Regions from separate parts of the Homo sapiens genome. Here region 2 is linked to region 1. A link is an interaction called in ENCODE POLR2A ChIA-PET data of the cell type or tissue named here. Cell type or tissue: OCI-LY7. All regions are shown on one strand. Each heading gives the region's core, and the rest is flanking DNA. Links, peaks and the distances in the headings are about the cores only. Region 1 has its middle 5.5 kb from the start of TIMD4. Region 2 has its middle 49 kb from the start of TIMD4.

Region 1 (9,669 bases), core at 1,022-9,021:
TTTTTAAGTTTTAGGAAGACACTGAAGCCCAGAACTTCCTGATTCCAAAGCTTATGGTTAATCACTACATTGTCCTTTGACCTGTGACCGTTTGGGTAATGTATCCATATGATGAGGCCTACCTGTGGCTAGCTCCTACTTAGTACCAGGAAGAAAATATAAGAATTCACAAATGTTCTAGATTTTTAAAAATCCTTAATTGATTGTAAACAGCCAGCAAACCTCAAACATTCAACATTGCTTCTACTGAAGGTATCAGTGAAAAATCTAAATATCAGGTGAGGTTCTAGACCCAGAGAAGCCAGACTAACATGAGCAGGGATGAAAATAACGGGATTCAGAGTGAATCTTCCCACTGAATGCCCACAGAACCAAGGGATCCTTTCCCCATTCTATCCCAGGAAACTGGAGGATTTAATCTCTGGATAAACTAAGTGGTCCCAATAAAACATTTTCAGATATTTATAGTTTTGAGTGTTCCCCAACAAAACCACTCAACCCTCCTTCAATAAGTTCATCAGTGCATGAGCCTCAGCCATGCATGCAGAACTGTTAATGAGTCTTTAGTGTCCCTTTCAGATATGAACAGATAACCAGGGATCATCAGACATTTGAGGAAAGCATTTAACATAAAAAAGAGACAAAAATAACAGGGAGAGCTAAAGAGAACTTCAAAAACTTTTTAAAAAGCTAATATTTTCTCAGAAAGAAAGATTTTACATTCATGAAAAAGAACATAGACATTATAAAAATGTCCCGAATTTTATGGAAGTTTTGAAAAATAAAGTTAAGAAAATTTGTTAGAAATTATAACCATCTACAAAGTCAAAGGACTAGGATTGTTTCAGAACATTAAAAAAGAAAATAGAGGAGAGGAAATTACTAAAGAAATAATAAAGGAAAGACTCTCGTAACTAAAGGAGATGACTCTCAGTATTGAGCGGGTCAATCAAATGCTAAACTCAATGAATAAAAATATCCCCAAAAAGCAAGACATTATCATGTAATATGAGAACATCAGACATAAAGAAAAGATACGAAAAGACTCCAGAGAGAAAGAACAACATATTGCACTGAATGGATTTGGAAATAGAATGGCATTGTTGTTCCAAACAACAAAGCTAGAAAATAATGCACGAATGCCTTCAAAATTCAGAGGGAAGGCCGAGTGTGGTGGCTCACATCTGTAATCCCAGCATTTTAAGAGGCCAAAGTGGGTGGATCACTTGAGTCCAGGAGTTCCAGAATAGCCTGGGCAACATGGTAAAAACCTGTATCAGCCGGGCGTGGCGGCTCACGCCTGTAATCCCAGCACTTTGGGAGGCCAAGACGGGCAGATCATTTGAGGTCAGGAGTTCAAGACAAGTCCCAGCAACATGGCAAAACTGGTCGCTACTAAAAATACAAAAATTAGCTGGGTGTGGTGGTGCATGCCTGTAATCCTAGCTACTTGGGAGGCTGAGGCAGGAGAATCACTTGAACCCAGGAGGCAGATGTTGCAGTGAGCTGAGATCATGCTACTGCACTCCAGCCTGGGTGACAGAAGGAGACTCCATCAAAAAAAAAAAAAAAAAGAGGAAAAGAAAATCTATATCTGCCAAAAATACAAAAAATTGGCCGAGTGTGGTGATGCGCACCTGTGGTCCTAGCTACTCCAGAGGCTGAGGTGGGAGGATTGCTTGAGCCCGGGAGGTGAAGGTTGTAGTGAGCTGAGATTGTGCCACTGCACTCCAGCCTGGAAAACAGACAGAGAACCTGTGTCCAAAAAAAAAAAAAAAAATCCAGAGGAGAAATTTAATTTCAACCTAGAATCCTACTCGCAGACAATCTATTTCTCAAATGTAAGATCATAATAAAGGCCTTTTTGGACATAGATTCAAAATTTACTTACTATACTTCCTTTCCTAGAAGTTATGGAAGAGAAATCTGTAGCAAAACGGGAGAAATAACCAGGAAACAGAAAGTCATGGGGTCCAGAAAACATGACATCTAACTCCAGGGAAGAAAAATTTCACAAAGAAAACTGCAGAACAGACCTAGAGGGGAACTGTTTCACTGCATCACAAACCACCCCAAAACCTAGTGCCTGAACAATGTCAATGTACTTTTCATGATTCCCTGGGATGACAGTGTTCAGCTGGGTAGCTCTCACCCAGTGACAGTGGCTATCTCAAGACTAGATTGGACTATTTGTCCAAGATAACTTTCTCACTCACATGACTGATCATCCAAAATGACACTTCTAGCTGGACTTGTATGTCTAGCAAATTAATAGAATGACTAGAAGAGATAGGGGCTGGACTGACAACTGTCTCTCTCCACATGACCTTTCTACATGGAAGCTTGGGCTTCCTTACAGTATGGTGGTCTCAGAGTAGTTGGATTTTTTACATAGGATCTGGCTTTCTCAAAAATTAGCATTCCAACATGCTCAGGAATAATCCACAAAGGTTCTTATGACCTAGCCTTAGGTAACATTCAGTATCATTTTTACAGTATTTTATTGGTCAAAAGGCAAATTATAAGGCCATCCCAGAGAATTCAAGTGGAGGGAGCAATACAAGGATGTGAATGCGAGGAAGTGTGGTTCATTGGAGTGGTAGGGGAAGCATCTTTGGAGAATAATTACTTTAATAACCACCTCAGGCTGGGGCAGAAGAGCAGAGGAATAAGCCTTGGGGTGGTGGTAGTGAGTGTCACGAATAAGCTCATGTACTTAGGTAATTTGAAAATAACTTTGATAGGTGTTTGGCAGATATGATGGAATACTTGGGATGAATTTTTTTTTTTTTTTTTTTGAGACAGGGTCTTGCTCTGTTGCCCAGACCGGAGTGCACTGGTATGAACATGGCTTAGTAAAGCCTCAACCTCCAGGCTCAAGCAATCCTGTTGCCCCAGTCTCCCAAGTAGCTGGAACCACAGGTGTGCCTCCACACCCAGCTAATTTGTTTAAATTTTTGTAGAGGCAGGGTCTTGCCATGTTGCCCAGGCTGGTCTCAAACTCCTGGTCTCAAGTGATCCTCCCATCTCAGCCTCCCAAAGTGCTGGGATTATAGGCATGAGCCACTGCCCACAGCCATGGGATGAATTTTTGATGGATACTTGGGAAATTAAGAAAAAAACACAATGAAGGCTGGGTGCAGTGGCTCACGCCTGTAATCCCAGCACTTTGGGAGGCAGAGGCAGTTGGATCACTTGAGGTCAGGAGTTCCAGACCAGCCTGGCCAACATGGAGAAACCCCATCTCTACCAAAAATACAAAAAGTTGCTGAGTGCAGTGGCACATGCCTGTAATCCCAGTTACTTGGGAGGCTGAGGTGGGAGAATCCCTTGAACCAGGGAGGTGGTGGTTGCAGTGAGTCAAGATCATGCCACTGCACTCCAGCTGGGGTGACAGAGCGAGACTCCGTCTCAAAATAACAAACAAACAAACAAACAAACAAAAAATGAGATAATTATTACAACCAGGAAAGATAAAATTTTGTACGAGAAAAGAAATGTAATTATGGTGCATTTGCTAAGTGTGAAAGATATTAATAGTTACATGCTGGTAATAATGTAAAATCTGGCTACTGGCTTAATACACCATTTTTATTTTTATTTATTTATTTTTTTGACACAGGGTCTCACTCTGTCACCCAAGCTGGAGTGCAGTGGTGCGATCTTGGCTCACTGCATGGAATACTTCGGATAAATCTCTGCCTCCAGGGTGCAAGTGATTCATGCCTCAGCCTCCCAAGTAGCTGAGATTACAGTCATGCACCACAATGCCCGGCTAATTTTTGTATTTTTAGTAGAGATGGGATTTCACCATGTTGGCCAGGCTGGTCTTGAACTCCTGGCCTCAAGTGGTCTGCCTGCCTCAGCCTCCCAAAGTGCTGGGATTACAGAAATGAGCCACTGTGCCCCAACTTAACACATATTTTGATTTGACTACACTGGAAAAATTGGTAGAGAGGAAGCGGGGTGGGGGTGTAAGAAAGCCAAAGTCTATTCACCTTTACAGGGAGTCAACAAATAGTGTCTCAAATTGGTCAATCAGACAATACCAGCATAAACACGCTGTGAGTAATATGAAGGTAAAAACCAGAAGAACAAGCTCAAAAGAGTTTAATGCAAAAAAGTGGGAAAGAAATTCACTATTTTTTTAGTTATAAACCTTTTACAACTTGACTATTAAAAATGCATATATTGAGGCCGGGTATGGTGGCTCATGCCTGTAATCCCAGTACTTTGGGAGGCCGAGGTAGGCAGATCACTTGGGGCCAGGAGTTTGAGACCAGCCTGGCCAACATGGCAAAACCCTGTCTCTACTAAAAATACAAAAATTAGCTGGGTGTGGTGGTGTGAGCCTGTAATCCCAGCCACTCGGGAAACTGAGGCTGGAGGATCTCTTGAACCCGGGAGGCGGAGGTTGCAGTAAGCTGAGATCGCACCACTGCACTCCAGCCTGGGCAACAGAGGGAGATCATCTCAAAATAAATAAATAAGTAAATAATAAAATAAAATAAAATGGCTATATTGAGCATACCTAGCACCCACATCTTAATTTCTAATTCCATCCTCCCATAAAAAGAACCAGGGCTTCTTGGAGAAATGGCTGACTCTAGTACTGAGGTGAAAAACATACGGACTGAACCTGGAACATCCTGCAATGTCAGTAAGTAACAGCAAGAAAGTGCTTAAAAAAAAAAAAAAAAAAGGAAAATTAAAAAAGAATCCCACAATAATGAGATTATTTTAAAGAGCAAAGGAGATTATCAAAAGAGCTTCCAAAAAGCTTTGGCTCCACCTCAAAGCTGGAACAACCTGAGCAACAAAATAAATAGAAGAATACTGGATTATAATCCAAAGTATAAAATAAATATCTGAGTCCATACTGACAGAAGTAAATTATGACTCCATAAATAAGTAGGGGAGAATAGACAAATCTTCTCCCCAGAAGCATTATAAATAATTTATGTAGATACTCCCCACTCAAGGAGATAAAGCCTAACTCCCCACTCTTTCAGTGTGGGTTTGACCTACTGACTTCTTTCAAAAAAATACAATGGGGAGTGGCGGGGCAGGAGTAGCTTTACAGTAGAGAAAACTGACAAATACTACCTCAGGCGCCTGTTGATCAAGATCAACATCAACAATCAGTTGAGTTGATAATATGTACCCTTGACATGATGTAATATAAGGGTCACTTTATCTCTATGGACTTCCTCCTCAAAACCCATGACACTGACATGAAGAAAACAGGCAAAGTGAGGTGGTTCACACCTGTAATCCCAGCACTTTGGGAGGCTGAGGTGGGAGGATCACTTGAGCTCAGGAGTTCAAGACCAGCCTGGCCAACATAGTGAGACATTGTCTCTATTTTTGAAAGATAAATTAAATAAATAAATAAATAATAAACTTAATGTAGTATCCCAGGTGGGATCTTGGCACAGGTAAAGGCCATTAGCTAAAAAGTAAGAAAATATAAATAAAGTATGGATTTTAGATAATAATAATGTACCAATCCTGATTCATTTATATGATTTGATTTGATTGTTATTATTATTTTTTGAGACAGAGTCTTGCTCTGTTGCCCAGGCTGGAGTGCAGTGGCATGATCTCGGCTCACTGCAACTTCTGCCTCCTGGGTTCAAGCGATTCTTCTGCCTCAGCCTCCCAAGTAGCTGGGATTACAGGCACCTGCCACCACACCCGACGAATTGTTTGTATTTTAAGTAGAGACAGGGTTTCACCACATTGGCCAGGCTGGTCTTGAACTCCTGACCTCAAGCAATCCACCCACCTTGGCCTCTCAAAGTGCTAGGATTACAGGCATGAGCCACAGCGCCGGGCCGGTTCATTAATTTTAATAAATATATCACACTAATATAAGATGTTAATAATAGGGGAAACAGGTGTATGGTACATAAGAACTCTGTTGTATTATCTTTGATTTTTCTGCAAATCTGAAACTGCTTTAAAATAAAATTCATTTTTTAAAATGCACATATTCCTTTGTTTTAAGAGTGTAAATGTTAAAAGTAATCTAGTATCTGGAGGGGTCAAACACCGGAAAAAGAGACTAAACTTGGTTGTCTCTTCCTAAGTTAGATTCCATGATCAAGTTTCAGAATATTCACAAACATCCTAATATTTGATGCTCAGTTTTTATTAAAGCATATTATTGACAGAGTCCAAAGCAGTGCTGGATATTTCATGTTTTTGCCACCTTCATTCTCTGCATTTGGAGGTTTGCCTCTGGAGAACCGGACTTCCCTCATTCTCAGTCAATGCAGTTCAGGTGGCGTTGATTTCATTCATGGGCACAATTGGCTCAAGGATAGGCAATTGACTCAAATGAAGTCAAGGATACACAATCTTGAGATGTTTATTGTGACTTTTAACAGATAGAGACCCTCTCTATTTTCCTGTGGTCTGAGCTGTGAGGAAGTGAGCTGGAAGCTAATGTCAGCAGTCTTGCCACCAACGAGGAAAGCCTACCTCACAAGAGAACCAATCAAGCAGAAGGCAAGTGAGGAACTAAAGCAAGTCTAGGTCTATGACATGAGTGGAATCCCTGAAACAAGGCACATCAATGAGGCAATACATTTCCTTCTGGGCTTAAGTCAATTTGCATTGGGTTTGCAGTCATTTGGAATCTTAATTCTGAAAAAAACAAAAACAAAAAAACCCTCTGCAAAGCGAGAATTTGGCTGGATGATTTTAAAGTTTTTCCTATTTTAAGAGTTTAGGACTGGGCACCCTGGCTCACACCTGTAATCCCAGCACTTTGAGAGGCCGAGGCAGGTGAATTGCTTGAGCTCATGAGTTTGAGGCAAGCCTGGGCAAAATGGTGAAACCTCATCTCCACAAAAAATACAACAAATAGCCAGGTGTGGTGGCATGTGCCTGTAGTCCAAGCTACTTGGGAGGCTGAGGCATGAGAATTACTTGAACCCGGGAGGCAAAGGTTGCAGTGAGCCGAGATCATGCCACTGCACTCCAGCCTGGGCAACAGAGCAAGACCCTGTCTCAAAAAATAAATAAATGAATAAGTAATACAAGAGTTTATACTATTATCTGGTCCAACCACCTGCTTCATCAAACATCTGATTCACCTCAACCTTTTAATCATTCAGCAAGTGCCTGTCAACCTATTATGCTTAGACATGTGAGAATTCTGTTAGGCCCTGAGAATAAAGACAAATAAGGCATAGATTTTACCTTTACAGACCTGACAGTTCCAAACCTTTAAACAAAGAAGGGATTATCAGACCCCATTTTACAATAAAGGCATGACGCCAGAGAAGATAAAAGACTCTTATGTAATGGGATGAAAATAGAATCCAGGTTTTTCTGGATAAAGAGTCCTTTATAGTACCAATACTTTCTTTCTGGTAAATGGCATTATTAAATAAAATCCCATTCGTTCATTTTTATTCATTCGTTTCTTCATCATCTATAGCAAGGGTCAGCAAATTAAGGCCCATGGACCAAATATAGCCCAATGCCCATATTTGTAAATAAACTTTTATTGCAACACTGTCACTTCCATTTTTTAGCATATGGCTGCTTTCACACTACAATAATAGAGTTCAATAATTGCAACAGATATCATATGGTCCACAAACCCAACAATATTTGCTATCTAGTCCTAACAGAAAATGTTTGCCAACCCATTGAGTTCATGTTATGTGTAGGCACTGTGCTAAGCCCTGAGACTGTCATATCAGATGAGTCATTCTTGCCTTCAATAAACTCACAACCTAGGCGCTAGGGAAATGGAAAAGGAATGAACATTCACTAAGCTGTGGCTATGTGCTAAACACTCTGCTAGGTCTTGTTCACATGTAATCCCAGCAACAAACCCTCAAAGGAGGTATTATATTTGGCACTATACGTACAAGGAAAGAGGGATTGGAAGACATTGAAAACTTAACTCGAAATATAGCTTTTACTGCCTAGTATATTCGAGCTGATATCAGGACAAGAATAGAGATTCACTCAAATCACCCCGAGGAGGAGGTTACTCATGACAAGGGCACAGGCAATCTGGAATCAGCACCTCATTAGGAAACATCAAGGTGTTACTTCTGCTCTTCTCTGGGGTATCTCTTTCTGTCCCTCTCTGAACCTCTCCCCTGACCAGCTTTCTCATAAGGTCAGCTTTCTCATGGTCCTTATTATACACCCTAGCCCCAAATCCTCTAAGTAACCCTCAACCCAGCTCTCTGAGCTCACTCACTCATTCTTTCTATTCTAAATGCCAGATTCCTGAGGGAGAACTTGAGCCCCTCTGGTTCGCATTTTCCAAGGTAAGCCTCAGATTGTTTTCCACTGGCTGCCTCTGTGACTGGCTACCCTGAGATCAGCCTTACCCTGGAGAAGAAAGATCCCACCGTGCAGAATGCTACCATTCCATTTGCAGTTTCAGCAATTGGGCTGTGGATGGAGTATGGTTGCTCAGAAGTGGCTGGGTTTGGTAGGCAATGACTAACAAATCTAGTACAAATAGAAATTTTTTATGAGTCTGTTGCCAAAACAATCATTTAAGTCACTTAGGAATCCAGTCAACTGGAAGGAACAGAAAGTCCAATTCACAGAAGCCTAAACATATAAGGAGCTTGTTTTTTCTCTCATAAAAAGAAGCCTGGATGTAGACAGCCCAAGGAATCAAAAATATCATCAAGGAGCCAGACTCTTCTCTTTCTGTTCCTCCATACTGGTTTGTCACACCCTGGTCACAGGAGGGCTGAGGTACTTCTGGACATCAAGTTCATGTTTGGGAAGGGCAAAGGGGAGACAGAAAGGCTTTCACATTGTTAGTCTTTGACTTTTTATTTGGGAAGAGAAGCCCTTCTCAGCAGACTTGACTTATCCAGAACTAAGCCACCAGCTTACCCCCAAATCTATTGCATGAGGTGGCTATGACTGGTTTATTTATTTATTTTTATTTTTTATTTTTCCATAAGTTATTGGGGTACAGGTGGTATTTGGTTACATGAGTAAGTTCTTTAGTGGTGATCTGTGAGATTTTGGTGCACCCATCACCCAAGCAGTACACACTGCACCATATTTGTAGTCTTTTATCCCTTACCCTCCTCCCACTCTTCCCCACAAGTCCTCCCCAAAGTCCACTCTACCATTCTTATGCCTTTGCATCCTCATAGCTTAGCTCCCACATATCAGTGAGAACATACGATGTTCGGTTTCCCATTCCTGAGTTACTTCACTTAGAATAATAGTCTCCACTCTCATCCAGGTCACTGCAAATGCTGTTAACTCATTCCTTTTTATAGCTACATAGTATTCCACACCACAGTTTCTTTATCTGCTCATTGATTGATGGGCATTTGGGTTGGTTCCAAGATTTTGCAATTGTGAATTGTGTTGCTATAAACATGTGTGTGCAAGTGTCCTTTTCAAGTAAAGACTTCTTTTCCTCTGGGTAAAATCCTACCCAGTAGTGGGATTGCTGGATCAAATGGTAGATCTACTGTTAGTTCTTTAAGGAATCTCCACACTGTTTTCCATACTGGCTGTACTAGTTAACATTCCCACTAGCAATGTAGAAGTGTTCCCCATTCACCACATTCACGCCAACATCTACTGTTTTGTTTTTTTTCTATTTTTTAATTATGGTCATTCTCACGGGAGTAAGGTGGTATCTCATTGTGGTTTTGA
Region 2 (9,669 bases), core at 608-8,607, 55 kb before region 1:
AAGAAATCACTTAGGCAGATAGCAAGGGTATGAGAGTCCTCAGTAAGGCTTATCTTTTTAATGAAGAGCAGCCCCAAATAATTTTCTAACAAAGAGCAGCCTGCAAGCTAGGAGCTTGCATGGGTGAATGCCGGCAGAACTAGGGACTAGACATGTTCAAGATGGTGGTTCCATCATCCCTTCTCTGCCAGCCACATGTACAGTAAGAAGCAGACAAGATGGCCATGATCAACTGGAAAGTCCATTTGCATAAGAAGATTAGGGTGGGGCGACAAGCCTTCCTCATGCGCTATGTAAATGTCATACCTGATCAAACCAATCTAAGAGCCCTATATAAATAAGACACTGCCTCCTCAAACCAGACTATAAAATTCCGCATATTCACCACCAGCAGGTCTTTTGCGCTGGGAGACTCCTTCCTCTACAGAGGCAGCTGTTTCTCTTTCTCTTCTCCTCTACCTATTAAACCTCTGCTCCTAAACTCCTCATGTGTGTCTGTGTTGTAAATTTTCCTGGTTCGCTACAAGGAACCCCAGGTTATATACCCCAGGCAACGCAGTCGCTCCAGCATCATCTTACTAAGGTGATTAGAGGGAAAATGGGAACAACCTAAAAGTCACAGCTGAATAGTTCCTTTCTACCTTCCACATGTATGTAATCATTAAGAGATCAAAAAAGTGCTTTTATATACCTGAAGGGACAGGGCACATGGGTTAAGGCCCTGGGCCATGGAGGTGCTTCTTAGTTAGAATCCCAGCTGACTAGCCTCTTTATCTGACTGAGCTTCCATTTCCTCATCTGTCAAACAGAGATAAAAGTGACAACTACCTCAAAGGGTGATTGTCATGATTAAATTTAAAAGCGTATTTAAAGTGCTTAGGGCAGTGTCTGACTTACTGTACATGCTCAAATAATATTAATGATGATGATTGGCCCTGTTATGAATTCCAAGCACAAAGCCAGGGGCACATGGTGAGCATCCCATAAAGATGGCATGGATCCGTTGATTTGAGAAGGAATCAGGACACTTGATTCTAGTCCTGTCTCACTAACCATGGTGGGAACACAGTCACTTTGCTTCTCTGTGCTTCCATTTTGCTCCTCTATGAAATGGGGATACACTGTCCCTCTGACACAGAGCACCAATGTTTGAAAATGCCTAGAAAAGTATGAAGCAGCATAGAAATATAAGGTGAGATTTCTTTCTATTACTCTCACATCTGTGATAAAGCCAACTGTCTTCCGCCAAGCTAAGAAAGTTCTGCCATAGCTAAGAATTCTTGCTCTAATTTGCCTTCACCACCTAGGTCTGAATGTTTCAGCCCCTTCCTCCATTGACTGGTGACCCTTACAGCAAAGGTACAGGTCCACAAGTTCAAGAACGTATCTATATATATGCAGAATTTCTAAGCATATTATCCCTTCACTCTTTTTGTTTCTCAGGCACATCAGAAATTATCCAAATAATTGGAATCATGAAATGGGTGATAAAGATAGAAATGGCTTTGCAGACTGTAAGCTGCTTAGGATCAGGGACTGGGACTCTCTTGTTCCTCACAATGCCCCAGCTCCCCACAGGGCCCTTTGGCACATAGGAGACAACCAGTAACCTTGTGGTGGATGAGTGACTATGGCAGAAATCAAGACTGTCCACCCCACAGCCATTCCCAGTTTCACCCATGCTAACAGATCCTAGTCAATATGCATAGCCTAGAGAATGAATAATGATTGATTAATATAAGTCATCTAAGCAGTTGCATTTCCCTTTGCCAAGGTCTGGGTATGTGACCCAGTTTGGACAATCAAACACAGGAAAGTCTTTTAGTAATGTCCCTTTTTGATAAAGCATCATATTAGAAGAAAAGCCCCATTTGCCACCTGCTTCCTTTCTTCCTACTTGGCTTTTCTTTTCTTTTTTTTTTTTTTTTTTTGAGAAAGGATCTTGCTCTGTTGCCCAGGCTGGAGTGCAGTGGTGCAATCAGCTCAATACAGCCTCAAAATCCTGGGCTCAAGGAATCCTTCTGCCTTAGCCTCCTGAGTAGCTAAGTGAGCAGGTACATGCCACCATCCACAGCTAATTTTTTAAAAAAATTTTTGTAGAGATGGGGTCTTGCTGTGTTGCCAGGGCTTTCTTTCTACTTGGGATGCTTTTGTGGGAGGACATATCAGAGCTGTGGCAGCCATCCTGTGACCAGGAGAGAAGTGCCAATGAAGACACAGAGACCTGACTAACACCTCATTCTTGTGAAGCTGCTGAACCCAATCCTACAACACTCCTAAGTCCCAACTCTAGTTATGTGAAATGATTCAAAGTCTTTGCTAATTAAATCATTATTTTTTCGTATTCTCTTACTTGCAAAAGAATACAGTCTTACTGAGACAATGAATGACTGCTTGTTCCCTACAGAAGATCTCCCATTATATCTAAGTACAAAAGAAAATATAGTTGCCTTTTTACCAAGTTCCTTATTGTGCAACAAAGATTACCACTTAACCAATCTCCCACTTTTCTCTTACAATCTTGGTGTCAAGACATCTTTCTAGTGTCTTCTGAAGAGATTCATAGTGCCACCCCGACCCTAAGGACATTCCTTCTCTGATTATCTTTTGTCTTATTATCACTTTCCATAGACTAAATATTATATCTTGGTTTGTAACTACTTTAGGGGGCCTCTTCCAGAGTAATTGGTCATTATCTTTATGCCTCAGATCTTCTTGAGCGATATTGATGATTTCCATATGCAAAATCACATGGGGTTAGTAGAGCCACACAAACTTAGGCCAAGCTTTGTTCTGATTAATTAGAAACATTATTTTCTGGTGCAAAGCTACCCCCTCTCTAGGGCTGAAGTTTGCAAACATTGCTGTATATTCAAATCACCTGAAGTGCTTTAAAAACTGATGCCCATGTCTCCTCGTTGTGAATCAAATCAGGACCTCAGATGGGAGCCAGGCATCAGTATTTTTAAAAATGTTTTAATTATTTATTTATTTTATTATTTTACTTTTTGAGATGGAGTTTCGCTCTTGTCACCCAGGCTGGAGTGCAATGGCGTGATCCTGGCTCACTGCAACCTCCACATCCCAGCTTCAAGTGATTTTCCTGCCTCAGCCTCCCGAGTACCTGGGATTGCAGGCGCCTACCACCATGCATAGCTAATTTTTGTATTTTTAGTAGAGGTGGGGTTTCACCATGTTGGCCAGGCTGGTCTCGAATTCCTGACCTCAGGTGATCCACCCTCCTCGGCCTCCCAAAGTGCTGGGATTACAGGCGTGGGCCACAGCATCTTGCCTAAATTTATTTTTAATTGACAATAATTGTGTATATTTATGGGGTACAAGGTGATGTTTTGATCTATGGATCAGGCATCAGTATTTTTTAAGTTTCTCCATGTGATTCCAGTGTGCAGCTGAGTTTGAAAATCAATGCTTTAGACCAGGACTTCTCAAACTTTAATGTGCACATGAGTGACCTAGAGATCCTAGATGTTACAAGGTGAATTCTGATTCATAGGATCTATGGTAGGGCCTGGGATTCTGCATTTCTAATATGCTCCCAGGTGATGACAAAACTGCTGGTCTGAATCTCACACTTCGAATAGCAAGGGTCTAGATATAAAATGTAGATCTAGTAGTAGTCTATTCTAACAGCGGATCTGAACAAACTAAATTCCATTTGGGTTCAACTGCAAAGTCACAGGAAAAGTGATCACTGCAATAAAGTCAAGAGCAGGGGCTGTGAGTGAGAGAACTGAGAGGATGGTTGTTTTTGATCTCTAGTTTATAGACTTAGGTTGACCAACCATCCAAGAGAAGCCATCTTTGCAAAATTATAACGATGAGAGAAATCTGACACAGTCGACCCCATTTTGCATAACTGACATATTTTGACCCCATAGTTTCCACAATCCCTTATTGCTCAGGAGTCATATGGCCAGAGATCACAAGGTTTGCGACTTCCCCAGTTGCTCATCTAGGTAACATCACTACTGTAGAAACTAAGATTGGTTTTTTGAAATATTTTTTCAACAGATCCCACCCGGCCTTGTGACTCATGATTCACCCGGTCCTGTGGCCCCACCCAGAGTTGGACTCAGCACACAAAGAAGTGTTCCACACCCCTATGATTTCATCCCCAATTTATCAGCAGCACCCTTTCCCTAGACCCCTGCTCTCCAAACTGTCCATAAAAACCCTAACCTTCAAGCCTTTGGGGAGATTGATTTGTATAATAACTCTATTTCCCATGTGGCTGGCGTCATGTCCATTAAACTTTTTCTCTACTGCAATGCCGTGTTCTCAATGAACTGGTTTTGTCTGTGCAGATGGCACAGGAAGAACCTATTGGGTGATTACACCAGTTTGCCCAGGACTGAGGGGTTCCTGGCATGTGGGACTTTGAGTTTTAAAACCAAGAAAGCCCAGAGCAAATTGAGACAAGTTGGTCACCATAGTTATGGTGCTGCTAGGAGAGCAGCAGAGCAGCCAAGCTGTGCGCTTTTTGCATTCTGATTCCTCTTCCTGGGGGCAGCAGCCCACTATAAAGCCAGGGGTGTGCTAAGATAGATGGCTTACGGAAAAGGAACGCTGAATTGCATGGCCACACCAACAAGAACTTAATTACATGACTCCAGAAGGGCAATAACAGGGCAGATTCTGTGAAAACTCCAGAATCTTAGCCACAGAGACAAGTCTAGAAAACACAGTTTAGTGCTTTGCTCTAGCACTGGTTAACTGTGGGACCTGGGCAACTCATGCCCCCTTTCTGAGCCTCAGTTTCCTTGGCTGAAAATGGGAGTGAAACTGACAGATGTGTGCGAGTCTTTGCTGTGCTCCCACCCCATTATTTCACATACAGTATGGATAATGCATATAACCGCACAATAGCACCTTTTCAGCACAAGCAGCAAATCCACCTTCTGTTTTGCGAGCAGCCATTTCCAGTGCTCCCCAAACTCCCTCTGGATAGCATTAGCATTCATCTTATTCGGGAACACTTCCCTTCACTGTCCTTTGATGCTCAGAGAGCTGAGAACTCACAGTGCTTTTTTTTTTTAAGGCTGTAACATATTTACAAATCTAAATGAAGCTCTATTTCCAGACCCAGTCTTTCGGTTTTGAGTGGCTTCCTCCTTCTGCTCTCACCTCCACCCAGGGAGCCCACTTCTCAACTTCCTGTTTTCTTTAGAGAGACAAAGAGTCTCCCCAGCCACCCATTGCTGGATTCCTGTTAACCTTTCATTAAGCCTGCTGACAGCTGGCTTTAGCTCTTCATGAGTTAGTTCAACACATTCCCATTTAAATGTGTCCCACCTGGCTTCATTAAGTTTCCTGCCAGGTTCTCCCTTTACAGCTTCCTCTGCAAATGCAAATCAGATTCTGAGTAAATAATATGGGGACAAGGGAAGATTGAGCTATAATGGGGTTGTAACTGGAAAGCCATTGATATACTCAGGTTGCTGTGGATCAGAGGACACTGAAATCCATTTGAGTCCAATGCAGGTCAGTGTTACAGAGCCATATGCATGAAGTCTGGAATTGGAGCCCTCACTGTGAAGTACAGGGTAGTGGTTAGAGTGTGGAGTCCTTCAAGCCTGGTTCAAAACCTGGCTCTGCTACAGGAGATTGGACGACGTGACCTTGAGCAAGTTCCTTCACCTGCCTGTGCTTCTGTTTTCTTAGCTCCAAAGCCAAAATAATATACCCGCTTTATTGAGCTGCTGTCAGGAGTCAATGAGATAATTGCCTTGAAACAGTTAATAGAGTACCCAGAATATAATAGGTGCTCATTACAAATTGATAGTATCTCCTGTGTTTAGCCTAGAAAGGCCATGGTGAGGAATTAGGTTGCTTTAAATTGAGCTTGCATGCGGCCCAGGATGGCTTTGAATGTGGCCCAATACAAATTGGTAAACTTTCTTAAACATTATGAGATTTTTTTTGCGATTTTTTTAGCTTATTAGTTATAATTAGTGTTCGCGTATTTTATGTGTGGCCCAAGATAATTCCTTTACTTCCAGTGTGGCCCAGGGAAGCCAAAAGATTGGAAACTCCTGCTTTAAATTGTGAGGTTTGATTGTGGATCCACCATATAATCATTAGCTGTAAGAAGCACATACTGCATCACATTCCTTCCTTATGGAAATGGAAAAACAACATTGATTCCATTCGATTGCATTACCTTTTTGTTTGTTTGTTTGTTTTTTGAGACAGACACAGTCTTAATCCGTTTCCCAGGCTGGAGTGCAATGGTGCGATCTCGGCTCACTGCAACCTCCTCCTCCCAGGTTCAACCGATTTTCCTGCCTCAGCCTCCCGAGTAGCTGGAATTACAGGCACCTGCCACCAAGCTTAGCTAATTTTTGTATTTTGGGTAGAGACAGGGTTTCGCCATGTTGGCCAGGCTGGTCTCAAACTCCTGGCCTCAAGTGATGTGCCACCTCGGCCTCCCAAAGTGCTGGGATTACAGGTGTGAGCCACTGCACCCGGCCTATTCTATTGCATTTCCCATGTGTGTTTTGTCTCATTCAGAAGTGAAGCTCCTTAAAAGAAGCAATTCTCTCTCCTGGGCCCCACATACAATAGATACCAAAAAGTTATTTATAGATGCTAACAATTCATCCTGATTACACAAAGAGGGAATGAGAGGAGCAACTACATCCACAGCCTCCTCTGATCAAGGAGTCTCAGTATAAGAATTATATATTTATTTTAATTCATCTTTTACTAAAATCCACCCTTTATCCCCAGTCTCAAACTGGCTACCTTGTTTTAGCCCACAGCCATGTTTTGCTTGCCCAGGAAATCATTTTAACTAATTTTAAATTTTAATGCCCTTAAGTGGACATACACTCCGATTTATCATGGGCCATGTCATCTCCCTTTGACTCCCTCAACTGTATCAGCTGCCTGGCCTCTAAATTCATCAGAGTTTGCCACCTCTGCCCCAGGCAGAGCTAAGTGTGCTGCTTCTAGGTAGGTCTAGGGGCCAAGGATGAAAAGGGCTGGAAGACAGGAGACAGGAGACCCATACCTGTATTGAAAGAGGGTATCTCTGCCACAGCATGGAGAACAGACAGGAAAAGGAGTAAAGTCAGAGATTATAATTAGGAAGATACTGCAGGAATCCAGCCAGAAAGTGCTATCAGCTTAAAGGAGATGAAGCAGCAGGACCTTTGCCCCTGGTACTGGAAGCTCCTGACCCTCTGTCTGGCCAAGCCCACCACCACACAGCCCTGGTAAAGGGAGATTGTTTTCTTGAACACTTTATCTGTTAGGAATTACTACAGTGCAACATTTCTCAAACTCTAACGCACATCAGAATCATCTGGAGGGTCTGTTAAAACACAGTTTGCTAGACTCTACCCCCAGAGTTTCTGATTCTGGAGGTATGGGGTGAAGGACATGAATCTGCATTTCTATCAAGTACCAGTGACACGGAGGCTGCTGGTCTGAAGTGCATAGTTTGAGAGCCACCGGGCTAGACCAGCATTTTTCAGAACTTGGTTCCATATTAGAACCACTTTGGGACATTTTTCAAAAATTCAGATGCCCAAGTCATACCCTGGACCAATTACAGAAAGAATCTCTTAAAGGGTAGGACTCAGGAATTGGCATTTAAAAAGCTCCCCAGTTGATTATTCAGCTAACATTGAGAACTACTAGGACAGAGGCTCCTGGAGGCCATTACGAGCTCTAAAATACTATGATTGCTCATGTTAGTGTTTCTTAGTCGGTACAAGGAGTTTCAGAAATACATTTGGGAATCGATTGAAAATACCCCTTTGCAAAACAGAAAAGTAATATTCATTGAGTTTAAATGTTCTGTTTAGGAAGTGTCTGTCGTCTTCTTTTTCTAGTCAGACCCAAGCTGGTAGTGACATTGATAATGGCGGTGGTTTTGGAAGGTGGATAGGGAGCATGAGCTAAGTTAGGGTTGGGTGTATCATTACCTCACAAGATACTATAACCTGACTACATACACAAAGCCATCTGGCCCCACTCCATTTTCTAGATGGGGAAATTCAGGCCCTGAACCTGGCTCTAGACCCACTTCCCCAACGTTTCTAAATAAATGTTTGAGTTTAGCACACTAGACAAAGTCACTTTAAGTATCTTAAGCTGACATCAAAGCCAAGTTGACCAAAAAAAAAAAAAAATTTTTTTTTTAAAAAAAGGGCCAGGCACAGTGGCTCACGCCTGTAATCCCAGAACTTTGGGAGGCCAAGGCAGGCAGATCACCTAAGGTCAGGAGCTCGAGACCAGTCTGGCCAACATGGCAAAACCCATCTCTACTAAAAATATAAAAAATTAGCCAGGTGTGGTGGCGGGCGCCTGTAATCCCAGCTGCTTGGGAGGCTGAGGCAGGAGAATCGTTTGAACCCACCAGGCAGAGGTTGCAGTTAGCCAAGATCATGCAATTGCACTCCAGCCTGGGCAACAACAGCAAAACTCCGTCTCGAAAAGACGAGAAAAGAAAAGAGAAGAGAAAAAGAAAAGAAACAGCTGCCAATCTGCTGCTAATTGTTTTCATCATTGGTGCCAATCATTCTGCCCAACTGCAACTGAACAAGTCAGAAGTCAGGCTGCCTTGGGCCAGTTTTTCCAAGTACCCAGGTGAGGGGGATTTTTACTAACTGTTGGATCAGTGTTGTGTGAACTAATAGGACAAAAAAATCTATAGGCTTCACCAGTCAAGTAATTAGACTGACTTTTTTCTCTCTTAAATGTAATGTCAAGAGAGTTGAAATCCAAAGATGGCTACATTTAGAGAACCACGTACTTATTCCATTAATGTTGCTATTGCTGTAAACATGCTGGGAAGTCCTTCACAGAAATGTCTTTCAGATCTGGTTTACTTTCCACATTTCTACCCAGCCAGAAGCCCCTCTCACTCAGGCACACATGTTTTTTATACATTCATTCAACAACTGTTTGCTTTAATCTCTCTCCCATGGCTCCTCGTGTTAGCAGTTATTAAAGTTTTAAAATAAACCTGTTGTTGCTGAGGAGCACATTTCCAAGATTATATTTAGAGAAACTTATTTGGATTGCCTTGCTTTCACATCCACGCACTGCCCCTGGTTGAATATTCCTGTCATTCACCACATTTTACTCCCACGGACTCTTCCCTGTTTCCAAAATTAAATTCCCCAAGCAAGAACTAGGATGTGACACTATGGTCACCTCTAAAGACACTCAAATGTGAAAAGAAAATAATAGAAAATTTAGGAGTTTTAGAAGTGAGTCAATGTTGGCCAAGTGCAGTGGCCCAAGCCTGTAATCCCAGCACTCGGGGAGGCTGAGGCAGGCAGATTACCTGAGGTCAGGAGCTAGAGACCCACCTGGCCAATACAGTGAAACCCCATCTCTACTAAAAATACAAAAATTGGTGGTCATGGTGGCATGCACCTGTAAGCCCAGCTGCTCAATCAGGAGGCTTAGGCAGGAGAATCGCTTGAACCCGGGAGGCGGAGGTTGCAGTGAGCAGAGATTGTCCATTGCACTCCAGCCTGGGCAACAGAGCAAGACTCCGTCTCAAGAAAGAAAATAAAGAAGTGAGTCACAGTTACGGTGTGATTCCATGTCATTTCCTGCATTGTTAATGAACCATAGGCTCTGTGCTGCTCATATCATACCTGCAGTGAGACAATGAACTCTGAAAGCTGG

What was found. Peaks named below come from ENCODE experiments on the same cell type or tissue, not always from the same donor. Only the 100,000 strongest peaks of a DNase experiment are listed, where the experiment ranks them.
Region 2: POLR2A ChIA-PET joins it to region 1 with 11 read pairs; 3 of 35 experiments call an interaction of 5 or more read pairs at or near these places.

Annotation. Positions count from the first base shown.
Region 1 is chr5:156,963,880-156,973,548 of GRCh38, forward strand. No RefSeq gene overlaps it. Among named protein-coding and RNA genes, the nearest start is that of TIMD4, 5.5 kb to the left of the region's middle. In OCI-LY7, for the core only: no CTCF peak of the experiment used is centred there; no DNase peak of the experiment used is centred there.
Region 2 is chr5:156,909,058-156,918,726 of GRCh38, forward strand. No RefSeq gene overlaps it. Among named protein-coding and RNA genes, the nearest start is that of TIMD4, 49 kb to the right of the region's middle. RefSeq lists enhancers at 3,551-4,750, 4,751-5,696. In OCI-LY7, for the core only: no CTCF peak of the experiment used is centred there; DNase peaks (open chromatin) are centred at 4,538, 5,164 and 5,564; H3K4me3 peaks cover 1,971 bases; H3K27ac peaks cover 5,177 bases.